Regions from separate parts of the Homo sapiens genome. Here regions 1, 3 and 4 are each linked to region 2. A link is a contact called in ENCODE Hi-C or POLR2A ChIA-PET data. All regions are on one chromosome and are shown on one strand. Each heading gives the region's core, a stretch centred on a gene start or an enhancer-like site at or near the end of the contact. The rest is flanking DNA. Distances are from core to core; before and after follow the strand shown.

Evidence for each region. Hi-C counts contacts between places; a loop is a spot of excess contacts on that map. ChIA-PET counts read pairs that join two places held with the same protein, here RNA polymerase II (POLR2A). Pooled maps may share reads with other maps.
Region 1: a loop to region 2 is called in a map of CD8-positive, alpha-beta T cell, with 8 times the contacts of the local background. The contact joins the promoter of PHF8 here to the promoter of UBQLN2 in region 2. A Hi-C loop is called at or near these places in 3 of 168 maps with a recorded cell type or tissue (CD8-positive, alpha-beta T cell and naive thymus-derived CD4-positive, alpha-beta T cell) and 11 of 50 pooled maps.
Region 3: a loop to region 2 is called in a map of CD8-positive, alpha-beta T cell, with 10 times the contacts of the local background. The contact joins the promoter of GNL3L here to the promoter of UBQLN2 in region 2. A Hi-C loop is called at or near these places in 2 of 168 maps with a recorded cell type or tissue (B cell and CD8-positive, alpha-beta T cell) and 8 of 50 pooled maps.
Region 4: a map of CD8-positive, alpha-beta T cell shows a loop between it and region 2 (11-fold over the local background). The contact joins the promoter of TSR2 here to the promoter of UBQLN2 in region 2. A Hi-C loop is called at or near these places in 1 of 168 maps with a recorded cell type or tissue (CD8-positive, alpha-beta T cell), 1 of 37 single-sample maps with no recorded cell type and 7 of 50 pooled maps. POLR2A ChIA-PET finds 5 or more read pairs at or near these places in 1 of 52 experiments (GM12878).

The regions. Positions count from the first base shown.
Region 1 is chrX:54,043,173-54,049,500 of GRCh38, forward strand. PHF8 (PHD finger protein 8) reads right to left here and starts at 1,301. Exons shown (of 22, transcript NM_015107.3): 1 at 590-1,301. RefSeq lists enhancers at 973-1,222, 1,433-1,892 and silencers at 1,243-1,412, 5,224-5,518.
Region 2 is chrX:56,558,886-56,564,876 of GRCh38, forward strand. It overlaps UBQLN2 (ubiquilin 2), which reads left to right and starts at 4,742. Exons shown (of 1, transcript NM_013444.4): 1 at 4,742-5,991. The coding sequence starts at 4,989. RefSeq lists enhancers at 4,445-5,072, 5,469-5,668, 5,679-5,738.
Region 3 is chrX:54,528,498-54,534,689 of GRCh38, forward strand. It overlaps GNL3L (G protein nucleolar 3 like), which reads left to right and starts at 1,722. Exons shown (of 16, transcript NM_001184819.2): 1 at 1,722-1,922; 2 at 4,023-4,088. The coding sequence starts at 4,070. RefSeq lists enhancers at 1,123-1,643, 1,298-1,347, 1,798-1,857, 1,868-2,127.
Region 4 is chrX:54,435,170-54,441,723 of GRCh38, forward strand. It overlaps TSR2 (TSR2 ribosome maturation factor), which reads left to right and starts at 5,235. Exons shown (of 5, transcript NM_058163.3): 1 at 5,235-5,333; 2 at 5,521-5,611. The coding sequence starts at 5,253. RefSeq lists an enhancer at 4,953-5,002.

The DNA of each region.
Region 1 (6,328 bases), core at 51-2,550, 2.5 Mb before region 2:
TTCACAGGGCTCCCTCTATTATGACGCAAACCACAGCGTCAAAAATGAGGCTGGGGGTATCTCAAGACAAGACCCTCCTCTCACCACCTGAAATAGGGCCAACCAGAGAGAGATAAGGGATCCCTGAAAGTCTCTTCAGGTTACTCAAAGCCTTCACGAACAAGACAGACAAGACTAGGCGCCCAACTCAAATCACAGTTCTGGGGTCGTGTTCGGAGAGTTTAAATAATCCTTTCCATCACTCTCAATATCATTCCTTCCCCGACCAGTCAGGAGTCTCATCACCCCCAAAACTGAAATAAATATAAATCTCTAAACTGACCAGCTCGTTCTGTACTTTAAAGATGACAGGGTTCTGGCTGCATCCCTGAAACTCAAAAGGATCTATTCAAAACCCCTCAAACTGACTAGAATTTCCTCACACTCCCGAAACTAAGCAAGGATTCTTTTGCATCGCTCGGAAACTGGCAGCGTTTCCTTGCAGCCCCCCCTCAAACTGATGAGAGCTCCCTAGTCTCCCCAAATGTTCAGGTACCTCACAGTATATCCTAAAACTGACAGTAATAGCCTCGCAGCCCCCAAAACTTACAGGAATCTTAACGCTTCCCCAACTGACAGGAACCTCCTCACGCCCCAAACCTGACAAGAACGTCTTCAGTCCAGAATCCTACAGGGACCTCCTCATGCTTTGGGCTGCAAGGACTCCACGCCCGCGGAGCTCAGCCCCAGCGACACGCCGGCAGCCGGGCTAGCTCCGGGACTGCGAAGCGCCTCAGCGGAGGCTCGTCCGGTAGTTCCGGCCCCTACGGCGACGCGCGTCGAATTCTGGGATAGTCCCCGTACCGCCGGGAACCTCGCTCGCCTTCCCCTCGAGCCCCCCGCTGGGTCGCGCGGCGCCAGCCGCTCAACGGTGCTTCAGAGCAGCCTCCTCCACAACATTCCCCTCGGCCCGGCCGTTCGGGCCTACTGGAGACCGCGGCTTGGGCCTAGTCTGGCGGCCGCCCGGCGAACGGGCAAGTGGCGTCGTCGCTGGGCCGGCAGGAGATACTCGCGAGCAAACCAACGGGGAAAGAGATGAACCGGCCGCCACGTCCGAGGCACACGGCCCGAAAAGTCGCTGGGAGAAGCCCAGTGGCGGTGGTAGGCAATTCGGAGTAGTCAATAAAGTTTATTCAAAACAATGAGGAAGTTGAGGCGGAGAGGGGAGGAGAAATACGGGATAAACAGCTACCATGTTGAGAGTGGCGGCGCTACCCAGACAACCAAGGCGACCGCCATCTTATGAGGGCTGGACTCGCGAGGTGAGCGCGGCGGAGGCGGGGAACCGCGAGCCGCCGGCTCCCGGGTGACGTCATCGGGGGGGCGGGGCGCCACCTTGAGAAAGGAGGGCGGTTCTCAGCCACCTTTGGACCCGCTCGTCTCTTTAAGGTGCCCAATCGCCGCTGAAGACCTTGAGCCCAGAGGCGGAGAAGCCGCCATCTTAGGCGAGGCAGACGTTTGGCTCCATTTTGAGTGGGGCCCGAAACTTCCTAGCCTTCCCCCTCCTCCGGGCAAACAGGGAGTTCAGCTACCCCGACTCGCACACTCCTCCTCCCCAGCCTTCTCCTCCTATGAGAGGAGGTGAACTCGGTGACTCCAAACTACAAAATTAATAGGTGGCGGCGGGGGCGGGCTTCAGCCGGGGTAGAGGCGGAGTACTCACCGCGGCTCCTGTTCATTGAGCACCTTCGATAGGCTGGGCTCTTTCCCACGGTCTCTGCGTTGTTGGTTCTTCCCCCTGTGAAGGAAGCTCTGTGATTATCACCAAATGAAGGCAGGGGCTTCGAGAAGCCAAGTGACTTGAGTCCCGGAGCAGGGACGTTGAACCTTGTGCCCTGTGCTACCCGCGTTCTGTCCCCAGGCCCTCAGTGTAGTTCCTCTGTAAAGCTGCTGCCAACTCCACAACTCCCTCTGAACTCTTCTTTGACCCTACTGTTTCACTTCAGTTCAAATACAGTTCAAGGATTTGTTTGCACCTGTCCCACAATTTTCTGACTATAGCCTGAGGGGAGGGGAGAGGAGGGGGGATGAGAGGAAAGGCTGAGTTAGTGGAGCTTTGCTGAGTTAGTGGAGCTTCGTACATATGCTTCAAGATGGCCTAGGTTTTCTCAAACATTCTAGAAAATTCTCTAGGAGTTATCTTACTATTTCATTTTCTTAAAGGGTCCCATTGCTTTAAAAAGGAAATGTGTGCGTGCACACAATTTACTAACCAGTGATGGTGGGGTAGGCCCTGGGGATGCAATGGTGAAAACAGGGCCTCTGGAGTGGGAGGGCATCTGCCAGTGCAGGAAACAAAGTTGCGAGTAAACAATTGGAATAGAAGGCACAGTAAGCACACAAATACCACCTGCAAAATGACCTTTGCAAAATGCAACATGAAGCTACAAAAGAGCCTTACAAGCTGCTTGCAGCTGCTGTAAGAAAGACGGCAGGGGGACATGGACGATTAAGTTCACTTAAATAAACAAGCGAGAACATTGTACTCAAAAGGATCAACGTGTACAAATGCATGGAGGCACATAGAAAAATATTTACTAGAAGTTGAATATTGTTGGAACAAGGAAAACAGAAGAGAGATAGGTAGGAGGTCAAACAGTAAAGGGTCACAACATGAAAGATTGCGAAATGCAAAAGAGTTTAGATTGTATGCAGTTAGCAAAAAGAAAACACAGGTTTTTGAGCAGGGGTAGCTTAGTCTCATATTTGTGACTTACCCAGAGGATGGTTTAGGGTTTTTTTTTTTTTTTATGTTTGTTGTTTTAGAGACAAGGTCTCACTCTGTCAACTCAGGCTGGGCGGTCATAGCTCACTGCACCCTAGAACTCCTGGACTCAAGCGGTCCTTCCGCCAGAGCCTCATGAGTAACTGAGACTATAGGCGCACACCACCACACTCGGTTATTTTTTATTTTTTATAGAGCCCAGGCCTCGCTATATTGCTCAGGCTGGTCTCAAACTCCTGGTTTCAGATCCTCTAAAAGCGCTGGGATTACAGGCCTGAGCCACTGCACTGAAAGGTCCAGGTTTAATGGGACCTGAAGCTTATATGGTTTGGGGGAGGAAGGGTGAGACGTCTTTAAGAAAAAAATAGCCGGGCGCGGTGGCTCATGTCTGTAATCCTAGCACTTTGGGAGGCCGAGGCGGGCGGATCACAAGTTCAGGAGTTCGAGACCAGCCTGGCCAACATGGTGAAACGCCATATCTACTAAAAATAAAAATATTAGCCGTGTGTGGTGGCACATGCCTGCAGTCCCACGTACACAGGAGGCTGAGGCAGGAGAATCGCTTGAACACGGGAGGCGGAGGTTGCAGTGATCCGAGACTGTGTCATTGCAGTCCAGCCTGGGTGACAGAGCGAGACTCCATCTCAAAAAAAAAAAAAATGACTTATGAATACAAAATTAGGTTCAAAGGTAGGCAGTAAGAGTATTTCTACAAGCAATTCCTTCACCTGGGTAATAATTACGAAGAGAAGTGATACAAGGCACATGTAAATGTACCATGGGGCCGGGTGCAGATTGCATGTCTGTAATCCCAGCACTTTGGGAGGTCAGGATGGGAGGATCACTTGAGCCCAGGAGTTCAAGACCAGGCTGGGCAACATAGTGAAACCCTGTCTCTACAAAATAAAAATAAAATGAATTTTTAAATAACAAATATCCCATGAAACCCAACCTAAATATATCCCCCAAATCAACTTCCCCTTAGGTGGATCTCAAAAATGTCAGGCAGCTCCAACACCACCTAATGCAAGGGAAAGTATGGCCAGGCCCTCAGTGGAAAGGGACAGCACTTTGAACCAATTGTTGTTTAAATGTATTTTGTGAACTTTATAAAACACATCACCATGTGACCCTATGGAAAGTGACAGGTCCTGCAGTTTAAGATGTCTTAGCTTCACAAGGAGTCAGGAGGAATGAGGCTGTTTCACTAGTGTTGGGGGGAAAAAATTGGTCCAGGATAGTTTGGGAAAGGGTAGAAAAAGATGAGATAATTTGGATATTTTGGAGGTTGACTAGGCAGTGTTTGGAAACTGATAATAGCAGATGAGTGAGTGAAAGGGGTGTGAGTTCACTTCTGGGTTGAGTGTCAGCATAGATGACGGTGCCACTGAATGAACTGGGCTACGCAGAAGAGAAAACAGATTTGGTGGGGAGGAGACTAAATTTAATTTGGACTATGTTGAGTTCAGGTGTGTGTGGAACATTAATTCCCTCACCCAACAGTTCTTTATTAATCTACTATGCATCATGCACTGTGCTAGGTGCTGAGGATGTTGAGGTACCCCAGATAAGGCCCTGGCCTGCATGCAGCTGACAGTCTACTGGCGGAAACAGTCAATGATCAAATAAAATTTCATTAATATGTGAATTTCATTCACATATTTTCTTGAACACCTACTGTTAGGCACTGGGGATTTAGGGGTAAACAAAACAGACAAGTCCCCGCCCTCCTGTGACTCATTTCCAGCAAGGGAGACGGATAAAAAGTGAGGCAAATCAGAGAATTTCCAATTGAGGTGAGTGCTATCAGGAAAGTAAGACCAGTTATGAGATAGAGAATGATTTGAAAGGAAAGCAGTCTATTTTAGATAAGGTAGTCAAGGAAGGGTTCTCAGAGAAGGTGACAGGAGCTGAGACCTGAATAACAAAAAGAGCTAGCTAGGGACAAAGGCAAAAGGAATCAAAAGTGTTGGCCGGGTGTGGTGGCTCACGCCTGTAATCTCAGCACTTTGGGAGGCCGAGGCGGGTGGATCACGAGGTCAAGAGATCCAGACCATCCTGGCCAACATGGTGAAACCCCATCTCTACTAAAAATACAAAAAATTAGCTGGGTGTGGTGGCACGTGCCTGTAGTCCCAGCTACTCAGGAGGCTGAGGCAGGAGAATCGCGTGAACCCGGGAGGCAGAGCTTGCGGTGAGCCGAGATTGTGCCACTGCACTCCAGCCTGGGCGACAGAGCAAGACTCCATCTCAAAAAAAAAAAAAAAAGTGCTAAAGCCCTAAGATGGGGGCAAGAGGACTGGGTGGGCTACAGGTGGGGGTCAGGGTCTCCAAGCCTGAATTAGAGACCCTGTGTGTACCCTTAGGGAATAGACGATCTAATAAATTAACAAAACAAGGAGGCTGGAAAAGGTCAAACCCTAAGTGCTACATAGAGGTTTGAGCAACCTGTGTGGTGTGGGAACAAAGAGGCAGTCACAGTTAATTCAAACACATTCAGTGGGTGTGTGAGGAAAGGCTTCACAAGAGGTAGCATTGGACCTAGGTACAGTGGTTCCTACCCCGACTCCTAAAATTCCTCCCCAGTGTCCTTGAGAGGTGGGGAGTGGACAAAGGATATTAGGAAAGGCAAAGCTGCCAGGGGTCTGAACCAGAGGCAGTCAGATTTGCTGACAAAGCAAGTCTTGCCACTGCTAAGGATGGGAGGCAGCTGGCTGCTGCCCTGGAAATGTGTGGACTGGTCCAGTCTCAGAGGATGCAGCCCATGATGGGACCTGGCTGCCACAGCACCAGGCTGCCCTGGAAGCCTACCTCCCCCATCCCACCTCCATTTAACAGTTGTAAACATTTATTTTTAATAACACAGATTCAGTTCCATCCCATTGTAATGTAAATGCATTCCCATTATAAACATTCAAACAGCCAGGCTGAACTTTCCCCGTGACAGGGCATTTCAATGCCTGCTTACCTCTCTAGAGGGAACCTCAGCAGGATCTTTTCCAATTCATTTCTCTACATATATGTTATAGCTATTGAGGTAAAAAAAAAAAATGATGAGGGCTACAGTGAACTATAAAACACATGAGTGGAAAAGGGGGGATTGGGGGGAAACTTACATGAGGAAAAACAGGTGTCCTCTGAAACAGACTTGAAAGTACAAGGACAGTAAAAACAAAAGACAAAATAATACTAAATAACATTATCTGAGAACTTACTGTGCTAAGCACTGTTACAAACTCGCTACAAGCATTAAGTCACTGAATCCTTAGAACAACCATATGAAGTAGATATCAATACTGTTAGCATTGTATGGATGATGAAGCTGAGTACAGAAACTTTAATTCACTTGCTGGAGGTCACTTAGCTAGTTTGTATCCTAGCAGGGGTTCCTGGTGATACAGGCTCAGAGACCAGGCTCTTAACCACTCCTTTATACCACTAGTGTGGATTTAACAGCAACTGGTGTATAAATGTAATGGGAAGGTAATCAATTAATGGTTCTTTGCATAATTTGAAACACAGAAACAAAATGTGGTTTGCACACACTTGAAATAAAAACTAGCA
Region 2 (5,991 bases), core at 3,492-5,991:
TGGGATTTCTCTTAGGTTCTGTAGTTACACTGCAGGAAGAAAACACATTTAGTATAATCATCTCAAGACGCCAAGAGCAAGAATTACTGCCTCCAGATAAATTCCTAAACGTAGAATTACTCAGTGAACTTGTCTGCACATTTTCTTAAACTTTTAGTGTTTATCAGCAAATTGCCCTTTAAATAAGCTGTACTTACTAAGTAACTTAATTCCCAGCAGATTATGAGTTACCTCTTTCCTGTACTACTACTACTAATGATAATAATACTTCTATAGTGGATACTATGAGCAGGAAACTTGTAGGTGCTTAAAATACGTTAATTTATTTGATTATCAAAATAGTCCATCATTTTATAAATGAAGAATACTGAAGTACAGAAAAGTTAAGTTATTTGCCAAAGTCATGCAGTTTACAATCAGAGGTAATAGAACCAGGATTTGAACTTAGGCAGTCTTTATTGACTATGTCTAGATTGGATATTATATTGGTCTTTTAAATTTTATAGACAAAAAGTATTTCACAGTTACTTTAATTTGTATTTTTTTATTTAAAGGAGATAACATATTTTTTCTTCCTTTTCTCCCTTTCTTCCTTCTTTCCTTTTTCTTTTCATTCTGACTTTTTTTTTCTTTTGTAAGATACTGGTTAACATCCTTTGCCTATTTTTCCCTTGGAGCGTTCATTTTTTAAAAATTTGTAAGAAGTGTCTGTATGTCATGGATAGATCTCATGCGTTATATATGTTGCAATTTTTTTGTTTGTCTTTAACTGCTTAATTTTTATTACATTGTTGATATATAGTTTAAAATTCTTATTTAATGAAATCTATTAATTTTTTCCATCCATGATTTTTCTTTGTCATTTTCATCAGGTTACCATCATGCCTAGCTTATGTAAATATTTGCCCTAATATATTTCTGCAAATTTTATGATTTCATTTTTTAATCTAGAATTTATTTTGATATTTAACTTAAAAGTTCATTGATGGCACTCTTTCCACCTTTTCAAAACTGTTATGAGGTTGTTATTTTTCTCATTCCTGTCACTGCAGTGGGATTTGGTAAAGAGAGAGGGTAAAAAACGTAAGCTCAGCAGCCACTATGAACAAGAAAGCTGATTTTTAAAATAACTAGTTATTTACTTTCTTGTAACCCAGGCTGGAGTGTGGTGGCATGATCAAGGCTTACTGTTCGGGGGTTATTATTTTTCTCATTTCTGTCACTTCAGTGGGATTTGGTAAAGAGAGAGGGTAAAAAACGTAAGCTCAGCAGCCACTACGAACAAGAAAGGTGATTTTTAGAATAACTAGTTATTTACTTTCTTGTAACCCAGGCTGAAGTGTGGTGGCATGATCAAGGCTTACTGCAACTTTCACCTCCCAGGCCCAAGCGATCCTCCCACCTCATCCTCCCATGTAGCTTGGATTATAGGCACTAGCCATCAAGCTCAGCTAGTTTAAAAAAAAAAAAATTGTAGAGATGGGGTCCCGCCATGTTACCCAGGCTGTTCTTGAACCTGGGCTCAAGGAATACGCCTGACTTGGCCTCCCAAAGTGTTGGGATTACAGGCATGAAACACTGCACCTGGCCTTGTTCATTTTCTTACATGTCTCTTACATGGTTTGTTAAGATCTTCTACTTCTGGAATATATTTTGGCCATATCTATCTTCCTAGAAATGTAGTCATCAGGGCTTTTTTTTTTTTTTTTTGTCATTAGCCAATCTTTTTACAACGTATTTCTTTTTTATTAAAAAAAAAATCTCCTTCATCTGTGACTAAATGTATTCACACAATACTAGTTCGTATATTTTTCTTGGTGCTTTCTTTGTTTCAGCTAATTAATGCTGTCCTTTTCCCTAATGAGGATACGTATGTTCTACTACTAAAATGTTAATTTTATTTCATTGTAACTTAAAACATTAAAAGTAATATATTTTGAAGTAAAATGTCAAAAAATCACAATCACATAATTTTTAAGGTAAAGAAAGATAATGCAAAGAAGTGTGTTTCTGGAAGGTTTCCTCAAGAGGGTGAGTATGGTTTTGCCCCTCTGATGTGTATTTTGGTGAGGGAATTGTCAGCCAAGACAATCGCCAATTAATAAAGATTTGTGTATTTGACTTGATTCTTCAAATACTTTCTTAGATTTACTTAACAAATTTTATTTTTTCTGTTTGTTAATTCATTAATATTTGCTTTTATCATTCTATAGCTGTCACCTCACTTCCCTCCTTTTATTTTCCGTTGCCTTCTTTATTCGAATGCCTACTTCCCTTATTTTCAATCTGTTGTTTGATATTTTAAGTCTTTGAATGTATAAATTTGACTCTGAGTTCATCCACATAGTACTTAATAAATGAAATAATATTAAACTGGACCTTGATACAAATGCAGCTTCCAGTGCACCACTTATTTCAGTAGGTTTGGCGTGGGGCCTAGAAACATGCATTCTTAACAATGTTCTCAGATCACACGTAGAAAAATCCTAGCATTAGTATTGCTGTATATGCTCTCATTATCATTATTTTTGTAAATTTATTCTAATAAGAACATTGCACTTTGCCCCAAAAGTATTCAGTTATGTTTTAATAATCAAATGGTTGGTTTTTTGTTCATACTTTGATTATTAATATCTAGCTTTATTCTATGGAAATTAAAGATTACCTATAATATTTTCATATTCTCACCACCCATAATTAACTATTGCTGATATTTTATCATATTTGCTTTCATTTTAAAGATAAAAAGCATTTTTACATATTTAAGTTCCCTTTACTCACTATCCTGTATCCTATTCCATTTCCTCTTCCTCATGGGTGCAAGTTTGGTATATTTCTAAAAGAATATTTCAAATATACATAAGAATGTATTAGAGTGCTGTTTGGCATGTATTAGGTTGGTGCAAAAGTAATTGCGGTTTTTGCTATTACTTTCAATGGCAAAAACCATTGTATAATAGTAACAATTCGTTACTTTCAATGGCAAAAACCGCAATTACTTTTGCATCAACCTAATACTAATTAATTTGGCTTTTTAGATCTATACATATTAACATATTTAAAGCTAGTCATCTTTTTACCTCTGTATTTTATTAATTATATTAATAAAATAGAGAGGTAAAATAATATTAATTCTTCCATTTCTCCATCGATGGATATAACATACCTGTATATATATATTTTTCTTATCTTCAGATTTATTAAAGTATTTGTGACCTAATGACTTTGAAATGCTGTTAAATGTTGAAAGCAGTGGTGCTTTGGTGGATGCTTGGTAGAGGGTGGGGGTTGGGGAAGAATTTTCTGTGTGGTTTAACCTAGAGTTAGAAATATATAGATAAATTTGAAATTATTTCTTCTATTTTTCAAGTTCTCTTTCTCAGCATTGCTACATCTTTATTGCTCTTACTTAATCTGTAATTAAATTAGGTAAATATGTCAATGTTTGCCACTACTATTATGTGCCTGTCAATTTCTACCCATACTCTTCCCCAAAATACCTTTCTGTAGTGCATACTTACAAAAATCATCAGAAAATTCAAAATCTTATGAAAATAGAAAATAAGAATTATTCATAATTTCAGCAAACAGTACTAACAGCCATTAACTTATTTGTGCATAGCCTTCCAGATTTTTTTACACATACGGTTTACATATACAACAAACTGTTCAAAAATTGCTTTTAAAATAAAAATATATTTATTGTATTTTTGATATTGGAACATATATTCTTATATAGTTTGTAACTGTACAGAAATATACAAAGGCATAATTGAAAATACTCTGTGATTTCCCTATAACTACAGTTTATTTCATGTATACCTTTAAAGACACTCTATATTTTCTTGTATGGTAATATGATAATGTGCTCAACTAATCTCATGTAAACAGATAGTTAATATATTTAAATAACATTTTAAAATGCTACAATGTATATACATTTTATACATAAATATTTTTGCATCCTCATCCGATTATTAGGCGAAGTGTCTAGGTTAGGCATTTCTAAATAAAGGTGGAAACATTCAAAATGCTGATATATATTTTCAAATTGCCCTATGGTTGTAACAATTCACACTTCAGCTAGCCTGAGAGGGCATTTTTTAGGGTCCCTGTCAACAAGAAGGTTTACCATTATTTTTTTCCCTGCCAATATGATAAGCCAAAAGTAGAATTTTATTGTTTTAACTTGATTTCTTTTTATTAGTAGTGAAATTAATCATCCTTTTTTAATGTCTATTGGCCATTTGCACTCCTTTTGTAAAATGCACGCTCCTGCTCTGTCTTCTTCCCTTCCCCTACTGGAGGTGTTCCTCTTTTCTTTTTGCTTTGTCAGAGTTCTTTATTATTCATTTTTCGTCTTATACGTGGGATCTGTTCGATTCAGGCTTTCACCCTTTTACTGCCTTACAGATTGCTAATATACATTCTCCATTGGTCTTTTAATGTCGTTTACAGAAGCTGACTCTCTACCGCCTCCTTCTCTCCGTCTCACCCTCTCTGCCTCGCCTGCTCTGTACTGTTCTGTTCTCTTCTCTCTCTCCCTTTGTTTCTCTCTCTCCCTTTTTTCTTTTCAGTGCAGAAGTTTTTAATTTTGACCGAGCCAAATCTATCAATCTAGGCCTGGCGCCGCGTCAGCAGAGGGGGCGGGGAGGCGAGCGCGGAACTGGGGGAGGGGAAGGGGCGGGGATCAGCAGGCGGAGCGGCTGCCAGAGTTGCTGGGAGTGCGCGCGGTCGGATCACAAGGCGGCGGCGGAGGAGGCCCAGAGACCGGAGCGCGGAGACCTCAGCCAGCGGCCTACGCCCAGGCCTTTCTCCACCGGAGGACCAGGGAACCGCAGTCTTCATCACAGAGGTACCGTGCTCCGCGCTCCCCGCCTGACCCGGCCCAGCCCGCTGCGGCGGTGCCTCCTTCCTTCCTCCTTCCCTCGCGCTCTCTCTTTCGCCCGCCCGCGCCTTCCCTGCCCGCCTGCGTCACCGCGGCCGCCATGGCTGAGAATGGCGAGAGCAGCGGCCCCCCGCGCCCCTCCCGCGGCCCTGCTGCGGCCCAAGGCTCGGCTGCTGCCCCGGCTGAGCCTAAAATCATCAAAGTCACGGTGAAGACTCCCAAAGAGAAAGAGGAGTTCGCGGTGCCCGAGAACAGCTCGGTTCAGCAGTTTAAGGAAGCGATTTCGAAACGCTTCAAATCCCAAACCGATCAGCTAGTGCTGATTTTTGCCGGAAAAATCTTAAAAGATCAAGATACCTTGATCCAGCATGGCATCCATGATGGGCTGACTGTTCACCTTGTCATCAAAAGCCAGAACCGACCTCAGGGCCAGTCCACGCAGCCTAGCAATGCCGCGGGAACTAACACTACCTCGGCGTCGACTCCCAGGAGTAACTCCACACCTATTTCCACAAATAGCAACCCGTTTGGGTTGGGGAGCCTGGGAGGACTTGCAGGCCTTAGCAGCCTGGGCTTGAGCTCGACCAACTTCTCTGAGCTCCAGAGCCAGATGCAGCAGCAGCTTATGGCCAGCCCTGAGATGATGATCCAAATAATGGAAAATCCCTTTGTTCAGAGCATGCTTTCGAATCCCGATCTGATGAGGCAGCTCATTATGGCTAATCCACAGATGCAGCAATTGATTCAGAGAAACCCAGAAATCAGTCACCTGCTCAACAACCCAGACATAATGAGGCAGACACTCGAAATTGCCAGGAATCCAGCCATGATGCAAGAGATGATGAGAAATCAAGACCTGGCTCTTAGCAATCTAGAAAGCATCCCAGGTGGCTATAATGCTTTACGGCGCATGTACACTGACATTCAAGAGCCGATGCTGAATGCCGCACAAGAGCAGTTTGGGGGTAATCCATTTGCCTCCGTGGGGAGTAGTTCCTCCTCTGGGGAAGGTACGCAGCCTTCCCGCACAGAAAATCGCGATCCACTACCCAATCCATGGGCACCACCGCCAGCTACCCAGAGTTCTGCAACTACCAGCACGA
Region 3 (6,192 bases), core at 472-2,971, 2.0 Mb before region 2:
ATCTATCTATCTACCTATTAATCAATCATCTCCAATACTAGAACTGCTGGGTCCCAGGGTCATCTTCAGCTATTCTGGATACTTCCTAATTGTTTTCCAAAGTCGTAATAACTAGTTTCCACAAGATTTCATTGTATTTTTTCCCTTATATCTTGTGCATTTGGGATTTTGTTTAAAAAGTCCTTCCCCAGTCACAAGTCACAAAGATATTCTCCTGCATATATTAACTTCATAGTTTTACCTTTCACATTCACAGTCTACCCTCTTAGGTGGAATAAATAGAGATCCAGTTTTATATTTCTTTTCATGGAGAGCCAAATTTCCCAATGCCATCTACTAAACAGCCCATTTCCCATTTTTTGTGGTGCAGGCCTGTAAACTCACCCATTTAACAAACAGTTGTTGAAGCCTGCCTCATACCAGTCTTGTGCTGGGTGTTGTTGAAAGCTTGAAGATACATGGCCCCTGCTCTCAGGGAGTTCACCCTCCTGTGGAGACACAGTCACATAAACAACTACAGTATTGTGATAAGTGCTAGCTTAGCTGTATAGGTAAGGTGCTCTGGGTTTCTAACTCATCTGCGAAAGTCAGAGAAGGTTTCATCGAAGTGACAAGAGTTAGGTCTTAGAGAAACAGAGCAAAATTGCAAATGCAGGGGGAAAGGTGAAAGTGGTCAGGGCTGGTTTCAGGTCCAGAGGAATTTCATGTGTCTCTAGGATGAGAGGTTAGAAGCCCTCCAACGATGTAGAGAGGTAGTGAGTCCTGTTTATGTAAGGGATAAAGGGACAGATGGAGTCATTTTCAGCCCGTCTGTGCTTGAAGTGGAGAAACAAACCCACCCTCGGAGGCACAGAGTTCCACCTACTCTGTGCCCCACCCCAGGGTTTAGGCTTGAGGAAGAGGAGGGGCTGGAATTAAACCATCAAGAAGAAAACATTTGCAGACTAATATTTACTATTTTGTGGGGGAGACCTCACTTCCCAGCCAGCTCCTTGAGATGGCTTCAGAAACCCCTACTTGCCCCACTCCAGAGATATAAATTCATTCCCTTCTGCAGACGCTGCTCCGGGATTGAGGGAAGGATGGAGTAGGAGGGGAAGAAGGCAAAAGGGTGGGAGAGGCTTCTAGTGTGGGAGAGGCTTCTAGTCGTTCTGGCTCCTGCTCCAGCTCGGGTTGGGTATGGCCATAGATCTGAACGTATGCAGAAAAAGCTAGGAGTGCTCAGGGATGGTCTGGGGCTCAAGGACCCGGGAAGGTGGTTGGGAATAGCTAACCAATTCACTTCAGGTGGGGAAATACTCGGCCAGACACGTGACCCAGGCGGCCATTTTCTCACACCCTGCTGTCGCCATCTTCCAGGCAGACAAAGACACCATCCCCCACCCTTGTCTGATTCGGGCGTGGTGACTGCCTGGTTATTGAGATTTGGGAGCACGCATATTTAACCCCAGACAGATGCCCGCAGACAAAATTTTGGCTTGCAAGTAAGGTATATGGCCGCACCAGTCGACCCGCCGCTTCTTCCCGGTCATTTCCCCGTCCTCCTTCTCCCTCCTCCGCTATTTCCTTAACTACGGGGCAGGCAGGAGGCGGGGCCAGCGTGGTCGCGAAGAAGGGACGGGCGGGCGTGAGCTGTCAGTCAGAAGCTCCGCCCCCCCCCCCCCCCCCCCGCGGAGACCGCACGGTGGGCGGAGTCGGGCGCCGCCGGCCTGGGATCCGGAAGTCGGAGCCTAGCTGCGCGAGAGTTTCTGCTCGCTCAACCGAGTTGTCGTGTTGCCCTCGCTTCTCAGATCCCCGCCGGAAGTGTAAGTAAGAAACTTCTCTCCTCTTTTCTCACAATGTGCGCTCACCTAGACGGCCGGGCAGTTAGGATCGTCTATTGGATGTGAAACCAGAGATGCCCGCCAACCTGGAATAGAGAGGTAAACAGCAGGATCCCTTCCAGGGTAGAAGGGACCGGAAGAGGGGCAGGGATCGCGGCACACGTGGAGACGCGCCGAATTGCCTTTTCGCGGAGTGGAGTTTGCCGGGAGAGGGGCATTGCCCCATCCCACCTAGAAAGGTGTAGACCCGGGACACACTGTGTAGAGAGGCACAAACTTCACTTGTGTGGTGAAGCGTTGATCGTCCTCAAGATAGTGAGGCTTCATTCTGCATTCACCTTGTATAGACAGGAGTCGACCCACCAAAGGCATGGGGGACATCCACCCCAACCGTGTAGAGACATCTCCCTCCACCCAGCTGAGCAGCGCAGACTTCTCCCGACTTAAGGCACTTCCTTGGCTTGGCTCTAGACAGCCGTCTCGAGGCACCTCCTCAGGACAGACAGAGGCTTTGATGTATCTGCCCCCATACCAGCATAGAGGAGCTTAGAAACATTTAATATACAGAGGGAGGGCACCTCCTCCCCATACGCGTAGACTCAGAGCCCTCAGTATCGCTCCCCAACTCACCCGTCCCCAAAGTGGTTGCAGTTACAGGCCTCAGCTTATGGACAACTAAGCCAATTGCCCCCTCCTCTTAGGTTAGAGTGAGTCCCCATTGTGGAGAATCAGACCTGATCCCTACTTCCGTAGCCCCCGTTTTACCGAATGTGTAATTTTTCGAAGCACCCAACATGCTTCGAAGCAAACAGGAACAGACCTTAATCCATGAAGAGACAGTCAGGTCTGCCCCTTGAGGGGCCGTGGGGGTAGAGGGGCTCAGATGTGTTCCTCTCCCTTTGAGGTAGACACAGATCATCCCCCTACCTCCCCCTACCTCCCCCAAAGATTTAGAATCACTAAATGTAGCAAGGGAGATACCCCACAGGAGCAGATATGCAGGTCTCCCTCCCTGTAATGTTGAGAGGGAGTGACATCGCTGATTACCTGGCAGTTCAGTGCGTATGGTCTCTCCCCTTTACCCAAGGTAGTGGAGCTCAGATCTGTTTCTCTCCACCCAGGGTAGAATCACAGACGCCCCCACCCCCAAGTATTAGGGCTGATCTATTAATTTATAGCTGCATTGCCAGCCCCCTCCACACACCACCCATGCAGAGAACCAGAGCCCCTATTTCTTTCAGTGTTAGTGTGCCGCTGACTTCAACCAGCATAAAAGATGAAAGTTGTCACAGTCCACCTTCCATAGAAGGGTCCAGAATAGCTCACTGCAGGTAAGGTGCAGACCCGCTTATTCAAAGCTGCATAGTTGTGGAATCAGGCATATCGATCCTGTACCACAGCCCTCTCCAGGGTGAAGAGACGCAGGACCCATCCCCACAATCTAGAGATAAACAGATCTGTGATTCTTTCCCCATGCAGCAGAGATGCACACAGCCACTTTGTGGGTTTCCCCAGTTTCTCTGCACCCCAGAGTAGAGGGACAGATGGCAATCCCCCCAACCCAAATCACCAAGGTATAGACCCCAGGCATATGCAGGCACAGATTTTTACCCCCTCCTCCAAGATTTTGTACTTATCTCAATCCATATAGACACTCAGGTAAGAATCCCTGTTCTCAGGCCCCTTTTCCCCAGGGTAGACTCCTGAGATCTATTTACGCCCTTCCCCACCACCTCTCCCAGGGTAGATGAGATATAGAATCCCCTACTTGGGAAAAGAGGCACTATTATCACCCCATATAGAAATAGACCATCCTTGCATGTCCCTTTCCCCTCAGTGTGGAGGTGTTGAGCACTAGTCCCCTACCTAGAATATAACACTACAGTGTGGAGGAATAAGGACCAAAGACCCCATCTGACCCCATTTGACCCCACTGGGCTCAAAGCCCAGTGGCTTTGAGCCACTGACTCCACCCCGGATGAGGTTGAGACCTATTCCTCCCTTTGGGTAGTATGACACTGCCTTCTCTGTGTGGACTCAGCCATATGAGGCTTTAGCTCCAGCTTCTCCCAGTTTTCCTAATTATTACGCCTTCCTCATAATGTTCTTTAACATTTTACCTTTAGGGGACTTAGGAGGGGGCTTGTGGCATTGTGATTCCCAGCTGTCTTCAAATTGCTTCTTCTCCCATTCTGACAGGAAGAGAGCAAGCAGATTTGAACCTATCTGCTTTCAAGCTGGTCATCATGATGAAACTTAGACACAGTGAGTTTCCTTTACCACCCCTCCCAATCCTGTGCTTTTAATGAATATTCATAGAATTTCACAGCAACTTTTTGTTTTTTTGGTTTTTGTTTTGAGATGGAGTCTCGCTCTGTCACCTAGGCTGGAGTGCAGTGGTGCAATCTCAGTTCACTGCAACCTCCGCCTCCCGGTTTCAAGCATTTCCTGCCTCAGCCTACCGAGTAGCTGGGATTATAGGTGTGTGCCACCATGCCAGGCTACTTTTTGTATTTTTAGTAGAGACGGAGTTTCACCATGTTGGCCAGGCTGGTCTCGAACTCCTGACCGCAAGTCATCTGCCTACGTCGGCCTCCCAAAGTGCTGGGATTACAGGCATGAGCCACTGCGCCCAGCCTTCACAGCAACTTTTAAAAACTGTTGAATATGTTTCACATCACTCAGTCTGGATCTTTTTCATATGGTATCATTGCTGTCCTCCTGACTTCCTTGTAAGAGAATGTTTCCATTATGCCCCATTCTCAATTTACAGATGAGGAAACTGAAGCTTAGCAAGGTTAAGTGACTTGATCTGAGGTGAATTGCGATAAAAACATATCACACTGCCTGTAACCCCGACATGTCCTAACATTTTTCTCTATCAGTTGGTACCATAAGTTGTACTAGTGATTAAGAGCGTGCCTGTAATGCCAGCTGCTTGGGAGGCTGAGGCAGGAGAATCGCTTGAGCCTGGGAAGCAGAGGTTGTGGTGAGCCAAGATCATGCCACTGCACTCCAGTCTGGGCGACAGAGTGAGACGCTGTCTCAAAAAAAAAAAAAAGGAATAAAACAAAACAAAAAAAGAAAAGAAAATGATAACATTTGGATAGCACACTGGCACTGGGCAGGCTGGATGAGGATTGTGCTCTGTTTTCTGTGTGAATGCTGGCCCTGCCAGTGGACAGCTTGGTGGGAAAAAAATACATTTTTTATATAATCATAAAAATGTCATCAAGAATCATACTGTTAATACCAAAAGCAAATAATCATACTTTTATTTTATTTTTTATGTTTTTTTGAGATGGACTCTTGCTTTGTTACCAGTAGAGACGGGGTTTTGCCATGTTGGCCAGTCTGGTCTTGAACTCCTGACCTCAAGTGATCCGCCTGCCTTGGCCTCCCAAAGTGCTGGAATTGCAGGCGTGAACCACCATGCCCGACCAAATAATCATATTTATAAGTAACACAAGAAAGGTGGTAATTATACTTTATTTAGGAACATCTAATACTAGATGATAGAAATATTGATAGTGATGGAAAAGACAAAAATTACCTCGTTAAATAAAGTAGGATATATGCATACTTAAGAATTCTGGCTGTTTAAAAGATAAAGTAGTATCATATAGAAAGATTATATGGAAAAACTGTATTGTGTGGAAAGACTATTAGATGGAAAGATCTTCAGATTTGCTAACTGAAAGCAGGCATTTGCCACTATGCCCCACTAATTTTTTTTTTCAATAGAGATGAGGGTCTTTCTATGTTGTCCAGGCTGGGCTTGAACTGCTGAGCTCAAACAATCCTCCCATCTTGGCTTCCCAAAGTGCTGGGATTACAGGCGTGAGCTACCACACCTGGTTTTTTTTTTTTTTCTTTTTAACAAGAGGGAAAAATAGTCTCAGCTTGGCACTGGTGAGTCTGGAGGGCTACGTTCTCTACCTACTGACCCCCGGATAAACGTGTGGCAGTGAAAACAACAACCACCTTTTGAGAGGCCTGCAAGTGAAGCATTGTCCTTGGGAGAGCCAAGTATCAAGGCAGGAGCTTGGACAATTGATCCCAGGGAGAGGTTGTTAGGGGAGTGCTGATCACCCAGGTGGGAGTTTCAGAGAATGTTGTGGGAAATTTGATGCTACGGCAGAGGAAGGATGAGGGGAATGAAGTCAGTGGGTGTACAGGGACATCTGTGGGTGACAGTATGGGAGATGAGGGATTAGCGAATACAGAGATCTGCTTTTGAGTACTGATGAATTGGTGATTTTAGGCCTAGATGATATTGGTGGATGCATTGAGGCTCAGAGAGGTTTTAAAAAATTCTTCAAGGTCATATAGCTAGGTAGTTGTTGAGCCAGAGTAAGAATGTCTGCTG
Region 4 (6,554 bases), core at 3,985-6,484, 2.1 Mb before region 2:
GGTTTGTTACATCCCAGAGAGGGACTCCATGTGTGGGGATATCTAGCAGGTCTATTCTCTCTGTGTATGTTTGAGGCCTCAGATTGTGGGAACTTCAACTGAGGTTTTCAATATCTTCATTTGGGCCTCTCTGAACTCAATCTACATTGCTGACTCTACAAAAAATGAGTCTCTGGAGCTACGGAGGAGGCTATGCCCCTGAGGTTCTCTCTCAGTCTGGAACTGCTCTTATTATCATCACACACCATGTTGCTTCCTGCCTCTGTGTATTTGCACACATTTTTCCCCTGCACAGAAGGCTCTTTCCTCCTTTCAGTAACACCTTCCACCCCCATACACACACACTCCCCCATCACCCAGCAAAATTCTACTCAAACTTTAAGAATCAGCTCACGTGTCATCTCCTCCGAGAGGCCTGCCACAGCCCCCAGGGCTGGGTCAGGGACCCTCTGCTGAACTCCCATGAGTCCCTGTGCTCCTTTCTCCCTGGGCATTGCACAGAGATAGATTTATCGTAGAACAAATCAATCTTAAGCATCAGGGCCCCACACTTGCACAGGCCACTTCCAGGTCTCTGGTTATTGAGCCTGGTCTATTTGAAGAATGTTTAAGATTTGTCGCTGTGCCAAGAGAAGTTAAAATAACCTGAAATCTTACAGCTCACATGTAAAAGAAACTAGAAATTTTCCCAAGTTTGACAAAAATCTTAAAATGTACATTACTAATAATGAGTTGTGAAATTGAAACTTTTCTAAAATACTAATAATAAAAAATTTTACTCAACTGAATTGAAATCAATTGAATTCTTTGTGTTCTCTCTAGAAAATATAAAATACTTGTCATATGAAGAGTTCTATAAACTCTTTGATATCAAAAAATGTAGAAAAATTAGTAGAGAGGTGAGTCATGTAATTAATAAGAATATTTTATTTTGGCAGGGCGTGGTGGCTCATGCCTGTAATCCCAGCACTTTGGGATGCTGAGGCAGGCGGCTCACCTGAGGTCAGGAGTTTGAGACCAGCCTGGCCAACATGGTGAAACCTTGCATCTACAAAACAAAAACAAAACAACAAAGTAATATTTTATTTTTCTGGGTTAGAAGATGTTTGTGACATTTGTCAGTTTTTAAAAATTTGTAATTTGTAAATTAGATTTCTAATTTTAAGGAAATACTTTCATCAATAAATCAACAAATAAGTAAAGTGTACAATTCAATGGCTTTTAGTATAGTTTCTTCTGATTTGCTCCTTGGCTTTCTCCTTAGCTTTCTCACTGTGTGTTCACATAGTTGTCCCTGTGTGTACACCTCTCTGGTGTCCCTCTTTGCCTGTGTCCTCATCTCCTCTTATTATTATATTTTGTTGTTTTTTGTTTTTGAGACAGGGCTTGTTCTGTCACTCATGCTGGAGTGCAGTGGTACAATCATGGCTCACGGCAGCCTCAACCTCCTGGACTCAAGTGATCCTCCCTCCTCAGTCTCCTGAGTAGCTGGGACTACAGCCATCACACTCAGCTAATTAAAAAAAAAATTTTTTTGTAGAGATGGGGGGTCTTGCTTTGTTGCCCAGGATGGTCTCGAACTCCTGGCCTCAAGTGATCTGAGCCATTGCACCGAGTTCTAATCTCCCCTTCTTTATAAGGACATCAGTCATAACGGATTAGGGCCCACCCATGCAACCTCATTTTATCTTAATTACCTTTTTAAAGGCTCTATCTCCCAATACAGTCACATTCTGAGGTACTGGGGGTTAGGGTTTCTACATATGAATTTGGGGGGTGGTGGATACAATTTAGCTCATAACAGCAACCATTACCTCGTCTAATTTTTAGAACATTTTCGACACCCCCAAAAGTAGCCCTGAAGCCATTTAGAAGTCACACTCTATTCTTTCCCCATCCAAGCCCTGGGCAACCATTCATGTATTTTCTGTCTCTATAGATTTACCTATTCTGTATATTTCATATAAATGGTATCATACAATATGTGGTCTTTTTTGACTGGTCGGTAATTATACGTCCTCTTTCGTTCCTGATTTCAGTAATTTGAGTCTTCTTTCTTTTATTTCTTCCTCAGTCTAGCTAAGGGTTTGTAAATTTTGTTGATCTTTTCAAATAACTGACTTGGCCAGTTGCATTTGCTCACACCTGTAATCCCAGCATTTTGAGAGGCGAGGCAGGTGGATCGCTTGAAACCAGGAGTTCAAGACCAGCCTGGGCAACAAAGTGAGACACCCCCTCCCAACACACACACACACACACACACACACACACACACACACACACACAACCACACACACACACACACACACACACTAGCCAGGCATGGTGGCCTATTCCTGTAGTCCCAGCTAATCAGGAGGCAGAGGCAGGAGGATCCTTTGAGCCCAGGAGTTTGAGGCTGCAGTGAGCAATGTTTGTGCCACTGCATTCCAGCCTGGGCAACAAAAAAAGACTTCATCTCTGAAAAAAAAATAACCGCCCAGGTCCGGTGGCTCACGCCTGTAATCCAAACACTTGGGAAGGCTGAGGTGGGCAGCTCACTTGAGGTCAGGAGTTCAAGACCAGCCTGGCCAACATGGTGAAACCCTGTCTCTACTAAAAATACAAAAATTAACGGGGCATGGTGGCATATGCCTGTAATCCCAGCTACTCTGGAGGCTGAGGCAGGAGACTCCTTTGAACCTGGGAGGCAGAGGTTGTAGTGAGCTGAGATTGCACCACTGCACTTCAGCCTGGGTGACAGCACCAGACTCCATCTCAAAACAAACAAACAAACAAACAAAAAACAACAACTGACTTTTGGCTTCACTGTTTTTTCTTTTCTCTATTGTTTTTCAATTCTCTATTTCATTTATTTCTGTTCTATTATTTATTATTTCCTTTCTTATGCTTGCCTTGGGATTACTTTGCTCTTCTTTTTCTGGTTTTGTGAAGTGGAAGTGTAGGTTATTAATTTGATATCATTCTTTCATTTTTTATTTTTTTGAGACAGGGTCTTGCTCTGTCCCCCATGCTGGAGTGCAGTGGCACAATCACGGCTCACTGCAGCCTTGAGCTCCCAGGCTCAAGCAATCCTCCCACCTCAGCCTCCTGAGTGGCTGGTACTACACGCATATGCCACTATGCCCATCTAATTTTGTTTGTTCGTTTGTTTGTTTGAGACAGAGTCTCACTGTGTCGCCCAGGCTGGAGTGCAGTGGAGTGATCTCAGCTCACTGCAACCTCTGCCTACCGGGTTCAAGCGATTCTCGTGCTTCAGCCTCCCAAGTAGCTGGGATTACAGGTGTGTGTCACCATGCCTGGCTAACTTTTGCATTTTTAGTAGAGACAGGGTTTGTTCATATTGACCATGCTGGTCTCAAACTCCTGACCTCAGGTGATCTGCCCACCCAAAGTGCGGGAATTATAGGTGTGAGCCACCATGCCTGGCCTAGTTTTCAAATTTATTTATTTATTTAGTTTGAGACAGAGTCTCACTCTGTTTCCCAGGCTGGAGTGCAATGGCACCATCTCGGCTCACTGTAACCTCCGCCTCCCGGGTTCAAGCCATTCTCCTGCCTCAGCCTCCCAAGTAGCTGGGATTACAGGTGCTTGCCACCAGACCTGGCTAATTTTTGTATTTTTAGTAGAGACGGGGTTTCACCATCTTGGCCAGGCTGGTCTCGAACTCCTGACCTCAAGTGATCTGCCTGCCTTGGCCTCCCAAAGTGCTGTGATTACAAGCGTGAGCCACCACACCTGGCCTAATTTTTAAAATTGTTTTTAGAGATGGGGTCTCACTATGTTGCCCAGGCTGGTCTTGAACTCCTGAGCTCAAGCCATCCTCCCGCATCAACCTCCCAAAGTGCTATGATTACAGGCATGAGCCACCATGTCCGGCTCTTCTTTTTAGATATGCATGTTTACAGCTAAAGATTTCCCTCTAAGTTTTGCTTTAGCTGCATCTCATGCATTTTTTTATGTTTTTGTTTTCATTCATTTAAAAGTGTTTTCTAATTTGCTTTGTGATTTTTTTCTTTGACCCATTTATTGCTTAGGAGTGTGTTAATTTCCATATATTTGTGAATTTTGTAAGTTTCTTTTTACTGATTTTTAACTTCTTTCCATTGTGGTCAGACAACATACTTTGTATGTTCAATCCTGTTAAATCTATGGAGGCCTACTGTATGGCCTAGTGTATGATCTGTTCTGGAGAATGTTCTTGTGTACTTCAGAAAAACATGTACAGTTATCCCTGGGTATCCGTGGGAGACTGGTTCCACGACCTCCGGAGGATACCAAAATTCATAGATGCTCAAGTCCCTGATATAAAATGGCATAGTATTTGCGTATAACCTATGAATATTCTACTGTATACTTTAAATCATTTCCAGATGTGACTCACGCCTATAATCCCAGCAATTTGGGAGGCTGAGGCAAGTGGATTAAACCCAGGAGTTCGAGACCAGCCTGGGCAACATGGCGAAACCCTGTCTCTACTAAAAACACAAAAATTAGCTGGGAGTGGTGGTGGGCACCTGTAATCTCAGGTACTCGGGAGGCTGAGGCACGAGAATTGCTTGAAACCAGGAGACGGAGGTTGCAGTCAGCCGAGATGGCGCCACTGCACTCCAGCCTGGGCCACAGAGTGACACTCGGTCTCAAAAAAATAGATAAATAAATAATTTCCAGGTTACTTATAATGCCTAATAAAGTGTAAATGCTATGTATATAGCTGTTATACTGTACTGTTTAGGAGAATAATGTCAAGAAAAAAAGTATACACATGTTCAATGCAGATGCAATTTTTTCCTGAATATTTTCCATCTGAGGTTAGTTGAATTCACGGACGTGGACTGCCCCCCATAGGGAGAGCTGATTGTATTTTACTGTTGTTGGTTGCAGTATTCTATACAGATGTTAGGATGCTTTTTTTAAATGCAGATTTTTAAGGCTATACTCACTGAGTCCTCTGCCCCAGGGCCTGGAATCTGTATCTGTAATAAGTTCCCCACATATTTCCTCCGCAGTACCCACGGATCCGGAAACCATGGCCCCACACGTCCTTCAGGTCTGGTGTCCTTTGATTTAAGTGAGTAACTCTGGTGGTGTCATCGATCGCTCTGACAGATTTTTCTTTTGCTCTAGTCTTGCTGCCAGGTCTGCGGAAAAGAGAATCCTGTGTTCTCAGGCTCGGCTTGCGTCTCGTTCTGCCTGGGCCGAGCTACAGAGGGATTGGGCCGCCGGGACGTCACGTGGACTGGGGCCGGATAATGGCGGGCGCTGCAGAAGATGCGCGAGCTCTTTTCCGGGCTGGGGTCTGCGCGGCCCTGGAGGCCTGGCCGGCCTTGCAGGTCAGTGGGGCCAGGGCCAGGGCAAGGTCAAGGTTAGGGCCCGGGGCAGAACAGGAGTTGGTTGGGCTAGGTGCCTGAGGCTTGGCTAGGCGGCATAAGAGGAGTTGGCTGGGCGGCGTAAGCGGCCTCCAGGCTACTCCAGGTCTGCTCCCAAGCTGACTTGGTGGGCTTGGACCTGTGTTTACAGATCGCTGTGGAGAATGGCTTCGGGGGTGTGCACAGCCAGGAGAAGGCCAAGTGGCTGGGGGGTGCAGTGGAGGATTACTTCATGCGCAATGGTGAGTGAATGTGAGGCGCCGCGACCCGCCTGTGTGGGGGTGTGGAGAGGAGGAGCCCCATCCCGCAGAGCCTGCATTTCCTCTCGAGCAGTTGTGGATTGGTACCTAAAGGTGAGGTGGAATGAATTCAGCTTTTAGAATCAGAATCCTGGATTCCAGTGCTTTACGGGCTGTACCACTGACTCGTGGGATTACTCTGGACAAGGCAGTTTACCTCCCTGAGACTCAGTTTCCTAGTTTCTAAAATGCGTATAAAAGTATCCACCAGAGCGCTGTACAGTAGAAATATTATGCTAGTCACATATAATTTAAAATTTTTTAGTAGCCACTTTAATAAAGCAAAAAGCAGATGAAATCAATGTTAGTAAACTCGGTGTGTATGAAATATTTCAACATGTAGTCAGTATAAAACATTGAGATATTTTACATTTTTTAGTATTAAGTTTTCAAAATCTGGTATTTTACAGTTTTAGCACATTTCGATTTGGCCTAGCCATATTTCAAGTGCTCAGTAACCACCTGTGGCTGTTTGGACAGCAAAGATCTACACTGTAGGCTCGTCTTGAGGGATATACAAGAACAAGAGGCCCAGTAGAGGGCCTGTTGCATAGTATGGTTTTTAAAAAAATCTTCATTCAATTTCTAGCTTTGGAGATGACATTAGGCAGAGTCATCTCTCTCAAGAAAGTATACTATCCATTGAGGATCCACACACGTAAATAGTTACAACATTGATAGATTTTCTGATAAAGAGGAGCTCAGGGTGCATGGGGTAACAGGATGGGGAGACAGCTTCTTAGTGGAGGTGGTGAATTGGGCTGGGTCTTAGTGAGAAGGAGTTAACTAGGTGGGGGAAGCAGAGAGAGCAACACTCAAGTTCTGTGGCATGAGGGTATAATGTGTTATATTTGGAAAGTAGCAGGGAGCTCAGTATTGGAGTATG